Linked DNA regions of Mus musculus: region 2 is linked to region 1. The links are chromatin loops, found by intact Hi-C in ENCODE. Cell type or tissue: left cerebral cortex. All regions are shown on one strand.

Evidence for each region. A loop is a pair of places that touch in the nucleus more often than their neighbours do. Peaks named below come from ENCODE experiments on the same cell type or tissue, not always from the same donor. Only the 100,000 strongest peaks of a DNase experiment are listed, where the experiment ranks them.
Region 2: it touches region 1 in a loop (2.2-fold over the local background); 4 of 42 quality-filtered maps call a loop at or near these places.

The regions. Positions count from the first base shown.
Region 1 is chr17:27,905,065-27,913,064 of GRCm38, forward strand. Taf11 (TATA-box binding protein associated factor 11) reads right to left here and starts at 2,680. Exons shown (of 5, transcript NM_001379368.1): 1 at 2,437-2,680; 2 at 198-346. The coding sequence starts at 2,607. It overlaps Anks1 (ankyrin repeat and SAM domain containing 1), which reads left to right and starts at 4,242. Exons shown (of 25, transcript NM_181413.4): 1 at 4,242-4,582. The coding sequence starts at 4,398. In left cerebral cortex, CTCF peaks have their summits at 2,648, 3,815 (motif pointing right), 4,844, 7,113 (motif pointing right) and 1 weaker place; DNase peaks (open chromatin) are centred at 2,700, 3,542, 3,874, 4,213 and 1 more place; H3K4me3 peaks cover 4,103 bases; H3K27ac peaks cover 2,382 bases.
Region 2 is chr17:28,044,635-28,052,634 of GRCm38, forward strand. It overlaps Anks1 (ankyrin repeat and SAM domain containing 1), which reads left to right. Exons shown (of 25, transcript NM_181413.4): 15 at 5,932-6,030; 16 at 6,863-7,015; 17 at 7,091-7,198. Among named protein-coding and RNA genes, the nearest start is that of Tcp11, 32 kb to the right of the region's middle. In left cerebral cortex, a CTCF peak has its summit at 4,016; DNase peaks (open chromatin) are centred at 2,614 and 3,997.

The sequences.
Region 1 (8,000 bases):
AAACTATATCCAGGCATAGCAGCTCATGCCTATGATCTCAGTACTAAGTAGGCTGAGGCAGGAAGATCAGGAGTTGAAACCTTTGAGCTAAGGGCTTAAGTCTCATGAGCCCTTACCTCAAAAGCACACAAAAAAGCCAGTAAGCATGAATGTACAGAGTGGAGTTAGAGCCTGGACTGGGGACCTCTGTGACTCACTGCATCTTCTGAATCTCATCTTCGTCCACCTTCTGCTTCTTCTCCTTCTTGTCCTTAATGTCTAGTTTCAGCTTTTTGGCTGCAGGAGTAAGTAAGGACGAGTTTTCCCTCTCGGCTGCTGTTACATCTGAGACATCCTGACTCTTGAGCTGGAGAGATGGACAGAAACTCTTATTATGTACTCGGCACACTTCTCAGGTTTGGGAAAGGCCAGCAAACACCCTCCTCTTTCCAGCCCAGCAACTCTGTCTACGCAGTAGCTATCTAGTTCTAGGCACTGCCTATACCATCTGCATAAGAGGCAATCCATCTCTCCAAGGAAGATTATACTCCAGCTGGGAAAGAAAATAAATAATCCGCTGGGTGGTGGTGGCGCATGCCTTTAATCCCAGCACTTGGGAGGTAGAGGCAGGTGGATTTCTGAGTTCGAGGCCAGCCTGGTCTACAAAGTGAGTTTCAGGACAGCCAGGACTACACAGAGAAACCCTATCTTGAAAAACCAACCAACCAAACAAACAAACAAAAAACAAAAAAGAAAATGAATAATCCATTTCCCAGCCTAGCCATGATCATACAGAGGTCCTGCATCTGTTTACACATTACGAGGAAAATGCCAAGGATCCAAACAGCCACTCTCCCTCGGGCCCACCCTTCTGACCTCACTCCATAGATGTCAGTACAGTCCCTTCCATGTGTGTCTTGGGAGCTCCACACTGAACAGAGCTCTGTTCTTCTGATCCTTTCTCTACTGGATCACGAGATCTTTCCCAATACTAGAATACAAATTTTATTTATTTTATTTTTTTAAATAATTTGAGACAGAGTTTCTATACATAGCCCTGGCTATCCTTGAACTCTCTCTGTAGTAGTCCAGGCTGCCTTGTACTCAAGAGGTCCACCTGCCTCTGCCTCCAGAATGCTAGGCTTAAAGCTGTGCACCACCATGCCCAGTTCGGAAGCTTTTTTTTTTTTCCTTTTGTAATTTAAGACAAAGTCTCATTTTGGATTTTCAGCTTGTGGAAATTATAGACTTGTACCATTATATTGAGTTTAAACTAAAAACTGCAGAAAGCTCAGAGGTTAAGAGCATTGGCTGTTCTTGCAGAGTATCTAGGTTCCATTTACCAACACCCACATTTCAGCTCGCAGTCATTAGCAACTCTAGTTTCAGGGGATCTAATGCCTTCTTCTGACTTTTACAGGGAATGTGCCAGGCACATTACACGGCAAACAAAAATACACAGGCAAAACATTCATATAAAAAATATTCTTAAAAACCCACAATTTTTCAGTTACTACGGACATTCATGTGTGTGGGTTTGTAAGTGGACAACTTTGTGCAGATAGTCCGCTTCTACCTTAACGTGGGTTCTGGGGATCAAGCACCCTGACCTGCTGAACAATTTCGCCTGCCCTAAGCTAAAAACGTCTTCAAGATGTTTACTATTTACATTTCTCCTCACATAAACACTTAACCGTTTTATTCACAAGAGTGATCCAAACTCTGTCCTAGCCAACTTACTATAAAATCGTAATACATCAAAACTCATTAATGAGATTTAATGGTTCCTTTAAAATGAAAGGTATGTCGGGAAGTGGTGGCACATGCCTTTGATACTAACACTTGGAAGTCAGAGGCAAGGGGATCTCTGAATTCGAAGCCAGTGTGGTCTATAGAACCTGAGTTCCAGGTTAGCCAGGGCTACCCTGTCTCGAAGGAGGAGGAGGAAGAAGAGGAAGAAGGGGAAGAAGAGAAGGAGAAGGAGGAGGAGAAAGAAGAAGGAGGAGGAGGAGAAGAAAGAAAGAGAGGGAGAGAGAGAAAGAGAGAAAGGAAGGAAGGAATTCATATTTAAACTCATACAGAAATATGGAGAGGGGGAGAGAAGGCATTATCTATCTGACAGCCTTTCTAACTTACTTTCCACTATTGATCTACGCGTGTTTCTAACCTTTGTGCTTCAGATTTTCAAATTTATTTGTCCTTAACCATTTTCTCCTCGTCTTTTATCTTCTTGTCTCCTCCACCTTCCTCCTCAGCCTTCCCCCAAAAGGAGCTGGAGTACAAGCAGGCCTGAATAGGGCTCTAACAGCACCTACACCTTCCCGTTCCCTCTCCTGCCCCTCAAGGTTGCAGACTCACAAACAGTCGTGGGGGAATTCTAGTTCCCTGGCTTTGGAAGAAAGCAGTCAGGAGCGCACCCGGGTAGTCCTGCAGCGTTATCCACCAACTTCCACCTACCTCGCTTTCCTCCGCCGCGGCTTCTTTCAAGTCCGCGTCTCCATCCCTGTCGGTTTCCTCCGGGATTCCCTCAGTGTCGGCTGCCACCAAAGCCCCAGGAGTAGCCCTCGTCTCCTCTGACTCCCCTGGCTCCCCGCCTTTGTCTGTGGGCGACTCCCCGAGGTTGTCCATCGCGAGAGCAGGGGGTCAGAGGCGATGGCAGCACCGCCGGGAGAAGGAGCTGTGGAGCGGAGCTGGAGCTGAGGGCTCGTCGTCGCGCCGCGATGACGTCACGCCCACGGATCCTGGGAGGGGTCACTTCCAGAAGCGCGTTGGTTGCCCAGGGGATTCATATAAACGGAATTTGTTTTAATGTGAAAGAAATGTAGAAGTCTAGATCCTCCGCTTCAGGGCAGAAGCGTTTTTGAAAGAGCGTAATTCGTTTCCCGAGAGACTTCTTTTTCCTTCTTTTTCTTCTCCTTCCTGGGAATGTAATGCCAATTAACCCTTCTTTAACTTTACTCCTTCAGCCCAAAGTCGGGGAACAGGGAGAGAACTCGGTCCCGCTGCTTGTTGTTGCCGTGGACTGAGCAGCTTCCGGCAGCGACCTAACCTCGGATTTCCCAAAGAACTAAGACCACCGGCTTGTGTCCACCAGGGAAGTTTCCCTTCTGTTTCGCAAGCATCTCTAACGCCAACAGAAAGTATCCAATGGTTTCATTTAACACTTCAAATATTGGCCACCTGCCTCGCGTCAGAACAGGCTAGTGTTGTGAGGGAAAAACAGAAAAAAAAAAAAAAGTCATCCTTTCCCAATTACATTTCCCTCCTTAGTCCACCAATATTAAAAATTGGAAATGGTTCCCCAAATCTGACTTTTAAAATGTCTCTCATGACAACTAAGAGAAAGAAGGTCTCTTCTGACTTTTTCTGAAGAGTTAGTAGGATGGAGTGCGAGGATAGTGTCTGTTAAGAGTTCTTACATTTTTTTTTCATGTGTATGGGTGTTTTGCATGTAAGTCTGAGCTCCACATGCGTTCGTGGTACCCTGGGAGGCCAGCAAAAGGTGTTACATCCGCTGGAGCTGGAGTTACAGACTGCTGTGAGGCGCCACAAGTGATGGGAATCAAACCTAGATTCTCTGGCAGAGCAACCAGTGCTCTTAACAGGGAACCACCTCTCCAGCCACCCCCGTACTCCCTCCCCCCCCCCCACCTTTTTTTTTCTGGAGAGAGGGTCTCACTATGTAGCCTTGGCTAGCCCGTAACTTGCTTTGTAGATCAGGCTGACCTTAAACTCACAGCGATGCAGCCAGCGGCTTCTGCTTCTCGACTGCTGGGACAAATGGCAGTTGCCACAATGCCAGTCTAACTGCAGAAGTAAAACTCTCAGGTCTTCCCTCCAGGAGGCACCAGAGGGAGGGATTTTTCAAGTCTGGTTCTAGATCTCCGCGCCTATCCCGTATTGAATCTATGCGTTTTGAATGGAGTTGAAAACAGAGGTACGCGTTACCCCCTTTTCTTTTGTTTCTACGGTGCCAGGAACAATGACCGCATTTCCAGTGCCATGAGGTCCCAAACCTTTGGGAAGGCGAGCAGTTCGGGAAGCTCCTGCAGGCGTGCCGCCTCCGATCTCCGCCACCTGGCGAATGGGCGGGTCCGCTAGGCGTAGACCGCGCCTGCGCCAGGCTCGGCTCCGCACACCGAGGCTCCCCTCCGCCAAGCGGGCTCACCTGCACGGCGGCGCCGAGCCCCGCCCACTAGGTGGGCAAGGGGGCGGGGCGCGGGGGCGCGGTGACGCGTGACGCCGGATCCCGGAAGTGACGCGCCGCCAGGGAGTGGGGGAGGCCGAGGAGGCGGGGGGAGAGGGGGTGGCGTCCCCGGCCGGTTTGAGGGGTGCGTTGCCCGGAGACGGAAAGTTTCGGAGCCGGAGCAGGCTCTGCAAGGCTCCGGGTTGAGGTCCGAGGGGTGGCGGTCCTGGGGATGGGGAAGGAGCAGGAGCTGCTGGAGGCGGCCCGCACCGGGCACCTCCCGGCCGTGGAGAAGCTGCTGTCCGGGAAGCGGCTCTCCTCCGGCTTCGGCGGCGGCGGCGGCGGCTCAGGCAGCGGCGGCGGCTCCGGGGGCGGCGGCCTCGGTTCTTCTAGCCACCCGCTCTCCAGTCTGCTGAGGTGAGTGCGCGCGCCGGGGCTCGCAGCCTGGACTGCGAGGGCTCCCCCGAGAGGTCACGGTTCCTGGGGCGCGCGCGGCGCAGGCCGGGCTCTCGTGTCTGGCGTCGCCGCTGCGGAGAATGGGGGGAGTGCCCAGGTGGCAGCCCGCGCCGCATGGCACAGCTCGGCGTCACCCTCGCCCGCCGTGAGGTGCCAGCTGTCGCTTCTCACAAAAGCCGCTTCAGAGCAGACCGAATTCGCGGAATCCCTCTCACATCCTGCAGGGACTCCCACGCCGTGCAGAGCCTCGCGACTCCCCTAGAGCACATTCTCGGCTTCCTTCCCCAACGAGCTTAGAACGTTCCACCGGGCTGTGCGGAACCCGGCTTTTGTTTGTTTTTAAAATTGCTTCTGCATTGATCACGCACGAGGTGTTCAGACTTTGAGCCCCTCTTGCGCCTGAAGCTCAGTTTGTCGTTGTCACTTTGGCTGGGTTCGTCCAAGTGGCATCTGCTCATTTCCCCCCTGAGACTTAATCGGAAAGAAACCAAGGCTTGCTCAGGGAGCTGAGGTGCGTTCAACTTTCTGAGATCTTTTAGACACTTGAATCCCGGGCTGCAAGGCTTCGGGAGGGAGGGGTCACTCTTTGTAGCTTACAAGAGGGAGGGAGGATTAGAATGCTCTGTCAGAGTGCATAAAATGTGTTGGTTCAGCAATGCTTTCTTAGCTGTTTTCTTTTCCTTCCTTGTTTTGAGGCTTTTGAGAAGTGGAAGTTCATTTAGAAGTGGTTTTCTTAGCTTCTGTTCCTTATAGGTTCATGCACTTTCAGTTTGAGTGAGTTTGGAGAGCTTGGACCCAGGAAGCCCACCGCTTTAATAAACAGTTATTCAGTACTGAGTCTCAACCCATATTTTTTTTTTTTCAGGAAGATTTTAAAAAGCACGATCCTTTGGGGGAAGAAAACCCCAATTCTGTTGGCTGCACCCAGTGTCTTGAACAATACTGGCTTATAGGTGGTACTCAAGATTTGTTGAATAGATTTGTTGAAAATTACTGATTGTAGAATGATCTCTGTGTGCGTGTGCATGCATGCATGCAAGCCTGCATGGTGAAGGCTTGACATTTGGTGTCTTGCTCAACTGCTCTCCATCTTCTTTGAGACTGTCTCTTACCAAACCTGGAATTTGCTGATTCTGCTCCACAGGCTGGTCAGCAAGTCCCAGGGATTCCCCTGCCTCTGCCTTCCCAGTACTAGCATTACAGCCACGTTGGCTTCTCTCTCTCTCTCTCTCTCTCTCTCTCTCTCTTCTTATAAACATGGGTGCTGGATCAAATTCGGGGGTTCCTGTTTGCTGAACAAAGACTTCATGGACTGAGCCATCTCCTCAGGGGATGATCAATCCCTAAATGAATTGTGATCTTCACTAGTAGTAGTTGGTACTTCAGAGGACAGACACTGCTTTGGGGTAGATTAAGAACCTTCAGGGGGAGGCACAGCTAGGCTGACTTTGAAGTCAAGTTTTGGGGTAGATCGCATATAGTTGGGAATGTTCAGGGAAGCACACCCTGATCAGAGACAGGGTTTGTTTGCTGTTTGTGGGCTACTTGGGGACTTCCTGCTTGGGACCCTGAGTAGTCCAGTCCCTTAAAGGTAAATAAGAATGGATTGGTATACTTATGGCTGTCATGTTGGCAGCCTGTCTCATGCTTGTATTCTTAGTGCCTATATTAGCACCTGGAGACACGGTCTCCTTGTTGGGGTTTCTATTGCTGTGACGAAACACCATGACTAAAAGCAAGTCGGGGAGGAAAGGGTTTATGGCTTGCACTTCCACATCATAGCCCAGTCACTGGTCACTGAAGGCGGTCAGGACCGGAACTCAAACAGGGCAGGGACCTGGAGGCAGAAGCTGATGCAGACATGGAGGGGTGCTGCTTACTGGCTTGCCTATCATGGCTTGCTCAGCCTACTTTCTATAGAACTCTGGATCACCAGCCCAGGGATGGCCCACCTACGGGGCCCTCCCCCATCAGTCGCTAATTAAGAAAATGCCCTATGGCTGGATCTTATGGGGGCATCTTCTCAATTGAGGTTCCCTCCTTTCCATTAACTCTAGTTTGTGTCAGTCGGCATAAAACTAGCCAGCACACAGGCTAGGTTCTTCTTGGTGCGCCCTCGGAGACCGTGGAACATTGTTGAGATCTAGCTGCCACATAGTTAAGCAAGACTGTGAGGTCTGGTGAGCACAGTACTTTTACTGGGGTTTCTTCCATAAAGCATGAGTGGTGTGACCCTTCCCTAGAGTCACAGAGCTGTCGGACTCCTCATTGGCTATGTCTGTGTCTGATAGAAGCCACAAGTGCCCAGGAGTCTCCCCGTCTCCCGCTGGGAGGGAGGGCCTCTACTTAGGCCCTTGTTACACTGGGTGTGTCATTAATTAGGGGTGACTCTGGTTAACCTACTGGTTAACCTACTGAGAGGGCTAAGGCCATGCATTTATTTATTTTTTTAAGGTTTATTTATTCTATATTCAGTGTTCTGACTGCATGTATGCTTGCAGGCCAGAAGATGGCACCAAGTCTCATAACAGATAGATGGTTGTGAGCCACTATGTGATTGCTGGGAACTGAACTCAGGACCTCTGGAAGAGCAGCCTGTGCTCTTAACCTCTGAGCCATCTCTCCAGCTCCAAGGCCAGGCATCTAAATAACCACAAGGTCAGCAAGTCCCCTTTGTAGGTTTGGAGGCGGTGGAGGCGGGTCCCTGTGTACCTCTGCTCTTTTTCCTGCCCGGAACCCTGAGTTATCATTGGAAGCCATGGACTCAGAATTTGGTGTCTTGACTTGTGTTTCAAACGATGCATCCTAGCCTCATTAGTACTGAAAACTGTATCCTGCCTTTCTCTTGAAGTCTAAGGAGCTTTTAACTGCACTGGGTATAGATGTTGCAAACCACACGTGTGTTTGTTTCCTTATATGTTTATGACCCTCTTCCCCTGTTCATCCCACATAGGTTTTGTACGTATGCTTTTTGCATGTGTGCATGTACACATATGCGGAAGCCATTGAGACAGTCTTCCAGGATTCTTCCTGTTAGCTTCTCCCCAGCCCTGGGTTTCCAAGCAGACACCACCACCCCTGGAGTTTTCATATGGGTTCTGGGGATTCAACTTGGGTCCTCATGCCTACAGAGCAAGCACTTTAACAGCTGAGCTATCTCGCCAACCCTTCGTGTGTGTGTGTGTTCTGAAATTATAGAATACTCCCTTCTCTCCTCACATGTCCTGTCTCTCATAGAGCTATTTTGTACCTGAGTCTTAGCCTTACACACCCATGATGGTCCTCATACACACAGATCTTGCCAGCTTTGGGGTGGGGAGCACATACTGCCTGTCAAATATAGTAGTTCCCTGTCCCATCCTTTGCTTGCTTCCCTTCC
Region 2 (8,000 bases), 140 kb after region 1:
GGTCCTGAAACACTCCTTCAGCACGTGGACCTGGCATGGATCATCCAGTTTGGTTCACCGTAGAGGGTGAAGGTTTCACCTGGTGCTTAGAGTCCCTAGAGATATATCTACTAGATACAAAGTAGCTCCAATAAAGGGCCCTGAAGATGTTTCTATCAGATACACAGTAGCTCCAGGAAGCCCAGATCCAGATATGTTGGAAACATCTGGAAACATGTTCACAGACAAGGAGCTCCTGTGGAGTTTCACAGCATTGTAGAAGTTCTGTGTATGGCTAAGGGAGCTTTCCAGAACCATCTGCCCTTCAGATGTCTTCGGGGACAGAGGACCCAATGCTCTGGCTGCCATGATGCTCATATTTACATTGGGCCCTGCACCTTCTGTCTGCTGCTCTCAGGATCACCTTTGGGGCCACACACAACACTTATGCTCTGTTGAGGTCTATATTGGCCTCACAGGTCTCTGTTGTCCGGGTCCACTGCTTTTTTTTTTTTTTTTTTGAAGGGGGGGGTGTTCCAGTGCTCTTAATCCTGACTATCCCCACAGTGATGTAATGATGAATTCAGGCAACCAAACCTTGTAGCTTAAACTTCTTCTACACCCTCTTGCCTGTAGGCAGAAAGAACGGGTCAGGTCAGGGCTGTGAGGGCTAGCATGAGCTCCCTGTGCTAATGGGGCCTAATGGGCGGCCGAACCCTAGCACCAGGAAAGCAGGCAAGGGAGTGTGGCTGTCCTGCCAGCCAGCAGCGCCTGATGGCTCATGCCTGCCTCTTGGTCTATTCCTCTTCACCACAGACCATGGCCACAGGAAGTGGGCATTCTGGGGACTAAGGAGCAAATGCATGCTGAGAAGGAGGTAACTGATGGAGGGCTGGTACACCTGTGCCTTCAAGCAGGCAATCTCTTGACAGCCTCGTGGACGTGTTGGTGGCAGAATGATGGTGGCCCTGAGGTCAGAGGGTTGTGATAGACGTGAAAAAGTCATGTAGTGAGATAATTCCTAATGTGGGGAATGTTCATGTGGGGCTGGTGAGGAGCACATAAGCATGAATGCGTGACCCCACTGTCACTTGGTACATGGCTTCCTGTCTGCTTCTGCAGTTGTAGGTCTTCCTATAGGAGAAGGCTGTAGGTTACCGATGTCCTTCATGGCTTTCAGTACAGCGAGGCCAGGAGCTTGCTCTTTATCACTTTCCATCAGACCAAACCCCCAGGCCCCTAAGGTGTCCCACCCAATTCCCAGACCTGTTCCCCTTCAGCCCCATTAGCCATTCTATTCGACGCATGGCCTAGAGTCTTGGATCTCCTGCCATGGCTTCTGTGCTCCCATGGCCCCTGGCTTGGGGCTTTGTCCCTCCCTGTTACCTCTGTCTGTTGCTGGTCCTAGGAGCATGGCCAGCCTAAGCAGAGCTGCTGCCTGGTCGCCCTGCAGCACCCAGCTTCTCCTCCTGCCTCAGCCGCCTGTCTCCGCACAACACTCTGTGAGCCAACTGCTGGGCTGGCATTTTCTGTCTAGTTGATATAGGACCCAAAGCAGGAGGGTGGGTGGAGCTGAGGCATAGGCAGGAGGGTTCTCAGAGAAGCCTGTGCCCTGCCTTCTGGGCTGGTCAGTCTTGTTCCCCGAGAGCCAGACTTCTCAGGGTACTGACAGCCACAGGGGTGCTCTAGATCTGTGATCCAGCCATACACCCTCCAAAAGGCTGGTGTGGGGATTGTAGGGTGTCTGTCTGCTCTGCAGCCTGGCCTGTGGAGGCTAAGGCTCATGGCATCAGTGTGTGAAAGCACTGTGGTCACCATGACATAGGCAGGGAAAGCTTGGGAGAAAAGTCATAGTTCCGCTTAGTACTAAGAGCTCAGATGAGGACAGTATGTCATAGGTCCTTCCCAGCAGCTTCAGATGGAGCAGGCCTCTCTCTCCATCCTCCCATTGGAGCATTGGTTACCGATGTCCTTCATGGTCCCACGCATTCACGTACACTCCAAATGGAGCATCCTGACATCACCTTACCTGGAGTGCAGCTGCCACTGCATGGGCACTGAGAGGCAGTAGGCGGTGTGCACCCTTCCTCCAGAGCAGAGTGGCAGCCGGGCATCCATCCACAGGGCTGACCTGCTTTTACCTGCAGTGTCCAAAGACACGAGAGGCTTTGAAACCAATCCCTTCGACTCTCGAGTGAACAAGGCCCGCCAAACTGCAAATGTGTAGCCCAGGCTAACCTTGAACTCCCAATCCTCTTGCCTCTGTCTCCCAAGTGGTAGGATTACATATGCACACCACCATGCCCAGCTTGTGTTAGGCAAGGTCTCATGCTAGCCCAGGCTGACCTGGAACACTCAGCCTCCTGAGTGCTGGGTTGCAGATGTGAGCCACCACAACCAGCTTCCATGTTACTTTTTAAAATCATTATTACATTGCATTTCCCCTTGTGTCTTTGTACACGCTTGCTTGTATTTGTGTGTGCATATGCACATGTGTACAGATCAGAGAACACCTCTAGGGAGCTGGTTTTTTTCCCCTTCTACCATATGGTCCTGGGGATTGAGTCAGGCTGCCAGGCTTGCAAACAAACAGCTTTACTCACAGACATTGCCAGACATCATCAGGCATGTGGTAGCACACTTCCTTAATCCCAGCACTGTGGAGGCAGAAGCAGGTGGGATTCCGTGAGTTCTACGTCAGCTTATCTTTGGGCCAACCCATAGTGAGCATAGTGAGTTCCCGTCTCAAAAACAGAACCACACAAAATAACAGCAACAGCGATTAATTCTGAAAAACTTACCCTGTCTTGAAGCCAAAGGCAAAGGAAGATGCTGGTGTACCCCACCCAGGGACCGGGCAAGCAGGTGACGACCTTCACACTTTGTGCCTCCTTCACTTCAAAATGTTCTGGAATAAGCCTGTGTCAATTTTGAACTCAGGAAAACATTTTCCTAGTGTGGAGTGGGCAGCACTAAGTGAACGCCAGCCACACCGAGAGACAGAAGTGGCAGAGGAGAGGCACTCCCTGCTCTGGTCTTTCTGTTAGGGCTCTAGTGAACACTGACACTCAGCCCTGGCGTGAGTCAGCTCCCTCCTCCCTCCCTGAGTAACCTGCTGCCGGGGTCTCATTCCCATCATGCAGTTGATCTCAGCCAAAAGGATGGAAGCCAAGCAGTTACCCAGACTGTGCCTCCTATTGGGTCCCTCTTTGGGGTCAAGGAACTGGTGGAAGCCAGAACAAGCCTTTCCTGCTTGCTGTGTACAGCGGGAGCTCCTAGAGACCCTAAGGCTGGAGAGCTCAGGTCATACTCCATGCTTGCCAAGTACAATTCTAAATGAGCTCGATACCCCACACACACCTCAACCCTCTCCTACAGCCCCCATGTCTCTGACCCTCCCCAGGCCTCTCAGCAAGGCAGCCGCCACCGACTGACAGCTCAAGAACTAGTTCACCTGGGCAAGGGGCCTGGCTGCCTCGGTCCTTGTGAAATGTCATTTATCCCATGGTGAAGGCACATGAGGCTGAGATAGACTGGTCCCTAGGTCCAGCTGATCTCAGGAACACAGGGCTGAGACCTGTGACACATACAGACGGAGACTGGTGCTGTTCCCAGTGGCAGCCTCCAGTCTTTGCCCACTGCTGCCCGCCCAGCTGAGCCCCACCTCTCCCGAAGCTCTCCATCCCCACCCAGTTCCCTCCTCCCATAACTACTAGACAACCAGTTGTTACAATGTATTGTTTAGAGAAGAGTCTGAGTGTTCAGCACCTAAGCTTCTATGCAGTCAGCCCTCTGTCCAATAGCAATGGATCTCAGCCATTGGTGTTTGAAGTACCAGCACAGACCCAAAACCCATGCCGCGTAACCACTGTTGGTGACCTTGAATGGTGCTGAGCTTTGTAAGGAATCGAGGTGTAAGCCATTGTGGAAAAGGTTGCAAGCTGAGTCAGGATAGGGTCTGTTGGGGCAGCAAGATGCAAACGCTGTCTCCTTCCTGTGGGGGCAGTGTCTGGGCTTGTGTGTGGTGGGCAGGGGTGCACTCTACAGGCCAGGAAAAGCAGCTGCAAGAGCCACTGAGCTCTTTAAGCTTTGGCTGGTGGTGTCCTCTGTAGGATATTTTTCCCATACCCAGGACAAAGGAGCTAAAGAGGCAAAGGTGGGGCCACCAGGTCATAGTCAGCATTCAATGACCCAAGCTACTTAGCACATCTAAGTACAAGGTGGGGTAGAAAGAATCCAGAAAGAGGTCCAGAAGCAGCCACTCCAGACCTACAGATGTAATTCCAGGTTGGTAGGAAAGACAGCTCACTAAAGAAACAAACAGCTTCTACCTGGAAGAGAAGAAAGCTGGTTTGAGAACATCACTATATACAAAGGAAAATGCCAGTGCTTAAAGAATAACTCTAGAAGGGCTTGCCAAGCCTGGCATCCCGAGATGCCCCGTGGGACCCCAGTGCTTTCAGCGTGTGAAAGGAAGGGCTTGACAGAGCTAACAAGGTCATCAGGCGGAGCCATAAGGACAGCTACCAGATCAACTACAGAAATATGTACATCACCTAGAAGCTGGCCCCGGGATTTGTGCATGGTGGGCAGGGAGTGTGTCCTGCAGCCAAAGAGAAGTAGCTGAACTAACCTGCTCACAGAGAAAGGTCTATTTCCTCACTGAAGAAGACACAAAAAGGCAAGCAGGGAAGGCCTGGTAGAGAGTAACCAAAGGGCTTTGTGTGTGCAAATCATGCAGAACATGGAGCAGGGACCCCCACATAGATGCCTTGCCCGGGACATGAAGCTCTCATTCCAATGAGAATGGTGTCCTGAGACAGCAGCCATGGGCTGGCTACTGCTCACAAAGCTCCTGCCAATGTGGGGTGCCCGCACTGACTTTGAGACATGTGCCCATATCCTTTACACAAATGGTGCCCTGTGCATCTCTGGCCTAGCAGGTGCAATGCTTGTGTTTAATCTGGCCCAGCGTGGGGTTACACACCTGTAACCCCTTCACAGGGAGGGGAAAAGAAAGATCAGACTTCAGGATGAGCCCTGGAGAGCCGGCTCAGTGTTAGGAGCACTGACTGCTCTTGCAGAGGACCAGAGTTCAGTTCCCAGCACCCACATGGCACTTCTTCCGGTACTGCATGTACAAGACACACAGATTTCAAGATGAGCTTTGACTCCATAAAATTTACTCTCACAACTGGACATGATGGCACACACCTTTAATTCCCAGCCCTTGGGAGGCAGAGGCAGGAGGATCTCTGAGTTCTAGGCCAGAAGTACCAGTGAGAGAAACCTGTCTCAAAACAAAACAAAAAAATACAATTGTTTCTCATGGTTGTTACAGTGAGACAGCCTTGAGGGCTACAGGTGTGGAGTCAGTCAGCCCTGAGGCCTGCAGGTGGAGTCACACTGCTTTAGTTCAGATCTAAATTCTGCTACTACATATATACATTCTGGAACATTCTGATGGCCAGGTGCCTCAGTTTTTCCGTCTGTGTGACCAAGATTAACAGAGAGGCTAACAAGTGTGGTGCACTTGGGAAGCAGGCATGTGGCCTGCCAGCTGTCCCCACTGTCCCTGTGGGACTCGGGTTCTGTAGCTTCTCTACCCTCGGCTGCTCTGTTCAGATAGTGGCGAGGCAGCGAGAATGCTGAGTAAAGCTTAGCCTGGACCCCTTCCTCCAGCAGTGAGCCCTGTTTCAATAGTCCTGTCTGATTCCTGCAGCATCTGTCCCTCCCCCAGGCTAAGGTGTGTCTGTGGGGAGCACAGTACCATGCGTTCCGGGCATGGGCAGGTTTGCCAACAGCTTACTCTGGCTGCTGGCCAGGGCGTCCAGTGTTCTGCCTTCTCTTAGTGGCTGTGATGGAGAAACATTTGCTGTGGCATCACGGCAGGCTGACCTGACTGGACACCAGGCCTCGTGTAGGAAAGACCTAACATCCTCTCTTTCTCAGGGGTCTAATGTGATGGAAGAGCAGGACCTGAGGGAGATTGGCATCAGTGACCCACAGCACCGGCGGAAGCTGCTGCAGGCTGCACGCTCCTTGCCCAAGGTGACCACTCCAGGCCTTGGCCCTCCTGACCCCATGGACCAGAGGTTCTCAACCTGTGGGCTACAACCCCTTTGGGGTCACAGGGGTCATATCTAACATATCAGATATCCTGCATGTTAGAAATTTACAGTTTACAACAGTAGCAAAATTACAGTTATGAAGTAGCAACAAAAATAATTCTAGGGTTGAGTGTCACCACACCATGAGGAACTAGATTAAAGGGTCACACGCAACATTAGAAAGGTTGAGAACCGCTGGCCTAGACCCAAAGCCGAAAAGGAGCCTGGCTCTGAGACGTGCAGATCTCATCCTGTCTCTTCCCTCATCAGAGCCCAGCAGGCCCAGGGTCTTCCTGCTTCTCTGTAAAGCTCTCAGGCCCTTGGAGGGTAGCAGGGCTTCAGGGAAGTGAGGGCCTTGTCTGGCCAACTGAGGAGGTTCTGGGATCCTCTTGGCACAGAGCTAATTCCAAGGGCTTGGCCTGTCACTCGAGCCGCCTCTGGAGTCTCTTAACTCATTAGAGGACAGGCTGGCCTACCTTGACCCCAGAGAAGCCCTAGAGGAGCATTCTCTGAGACCACAGTCACCACCCCTGACTGTCACTGTCATGGCCAGCATGCCCTTAGTCCTTTCACCAGAGCTCAGGAAGTGACTCTTGGAGCTAGCTCAAGGAGAAGCATCCTCACCCCTCCTCCCCGTCTTCCTCACCTACCAGCACCTCCTTGCCCACACCCAGCAGCCTCTGCATCCCAGAGTGGTGGTGTGCCAAGGGAAGGCACAGGGTAGTTCTTTCCCTGTGACTCAGGGATGCTTTCCCTGCCTCCTCGCACCACAGGTGAAGGCCCTTGGCTATGACGGGGTCAGCCCCACCTCAGTGCCCTCATGGCTGGACTCGCTGGGGCTGCAGGACTATGTCCACTCTTTCCTGTCCAGTGGCTACAGCTCCATCGACACTGTGAAGAACCTCTGGGAGCTAGAGCTTGTCAATGTGAGTGTCCCTGGGAGGCCGGGGGCCCTGTCCCGCCCCACCCCACCCACTGACTGCTCCTCTGCCCCTCTGTAGGTCCTGAAAGTTCACCTGCTGGGCCACCGCAAGCGCATTATCGCCTCTCTAGCAGACAGGCCCTATGAGGAGCCACCCCAGAAGCCTCCAAGGTTTTCCCAGCTAAGAGTGAGTTCACAAGCACACTTTGTGCATTAGTCCTGGTCACATGACTCTTGGGATAGCACACAACAGTCCCTGCCCTTGCCCGCTGGGCTCATGCACAGGAGAGTGGGTTCTCACCTTTTTAAAGGTGATACCTCTTGTTTGTACCCAGAATCCTTGGGGTGGTTCTTAATGAAGGCCCAGCACTATAACTATAGAAAAGAAGTTAACCAGTTCCAGGCCAGGCCAACATCCAGGGCTTAGACTCAGCTCTGTACCTACTGCTGCAGAGACCCTTCCAGTGCTCCAGTGGGCCCACCCCAGTGCCTGCCGTCAAGCTACAAATCCTGGGGCAGCCGGGGCTTCCTCAGACCAGCCAGTCCCTGACAGCCGCTTAGGGCTGCTGATTGGAAACTCCGGAACTGTGATGGGCGGGCCACCACAATGCCGTGCTGGGCAGCATCCTCATGAAGACACAGCTTGTACAGATGAGGAAGCCGAGGCAGGCCAGGGCTGGAGCCACAGAAAGGGCCATGGAGAGTGGCTTCCCGCTGGAGGAGCACGCTGCTCGGAGGCTTTTCCTGAGAGAGGGCTCTGCTTTGCTGACAGGGCAGATAGTTTCACTCGTGATGAATGTGGGAGTGGCCCCTGCCCTTCCCTCTCCACAGCACAGCCTTGTATGGGCTACAGGGTGGGCTGCTGGGAGGTTTGGCTCTTCCTGGAACAGGCAAGGCCTAGCTGCCTCTGTCCACATGGCTGCTCAGCCCTGTGCAGTCCGAGGGCAGACGATGCCTCCAGTCTGGGAAGTTCACCAGTTTCTTGCCCA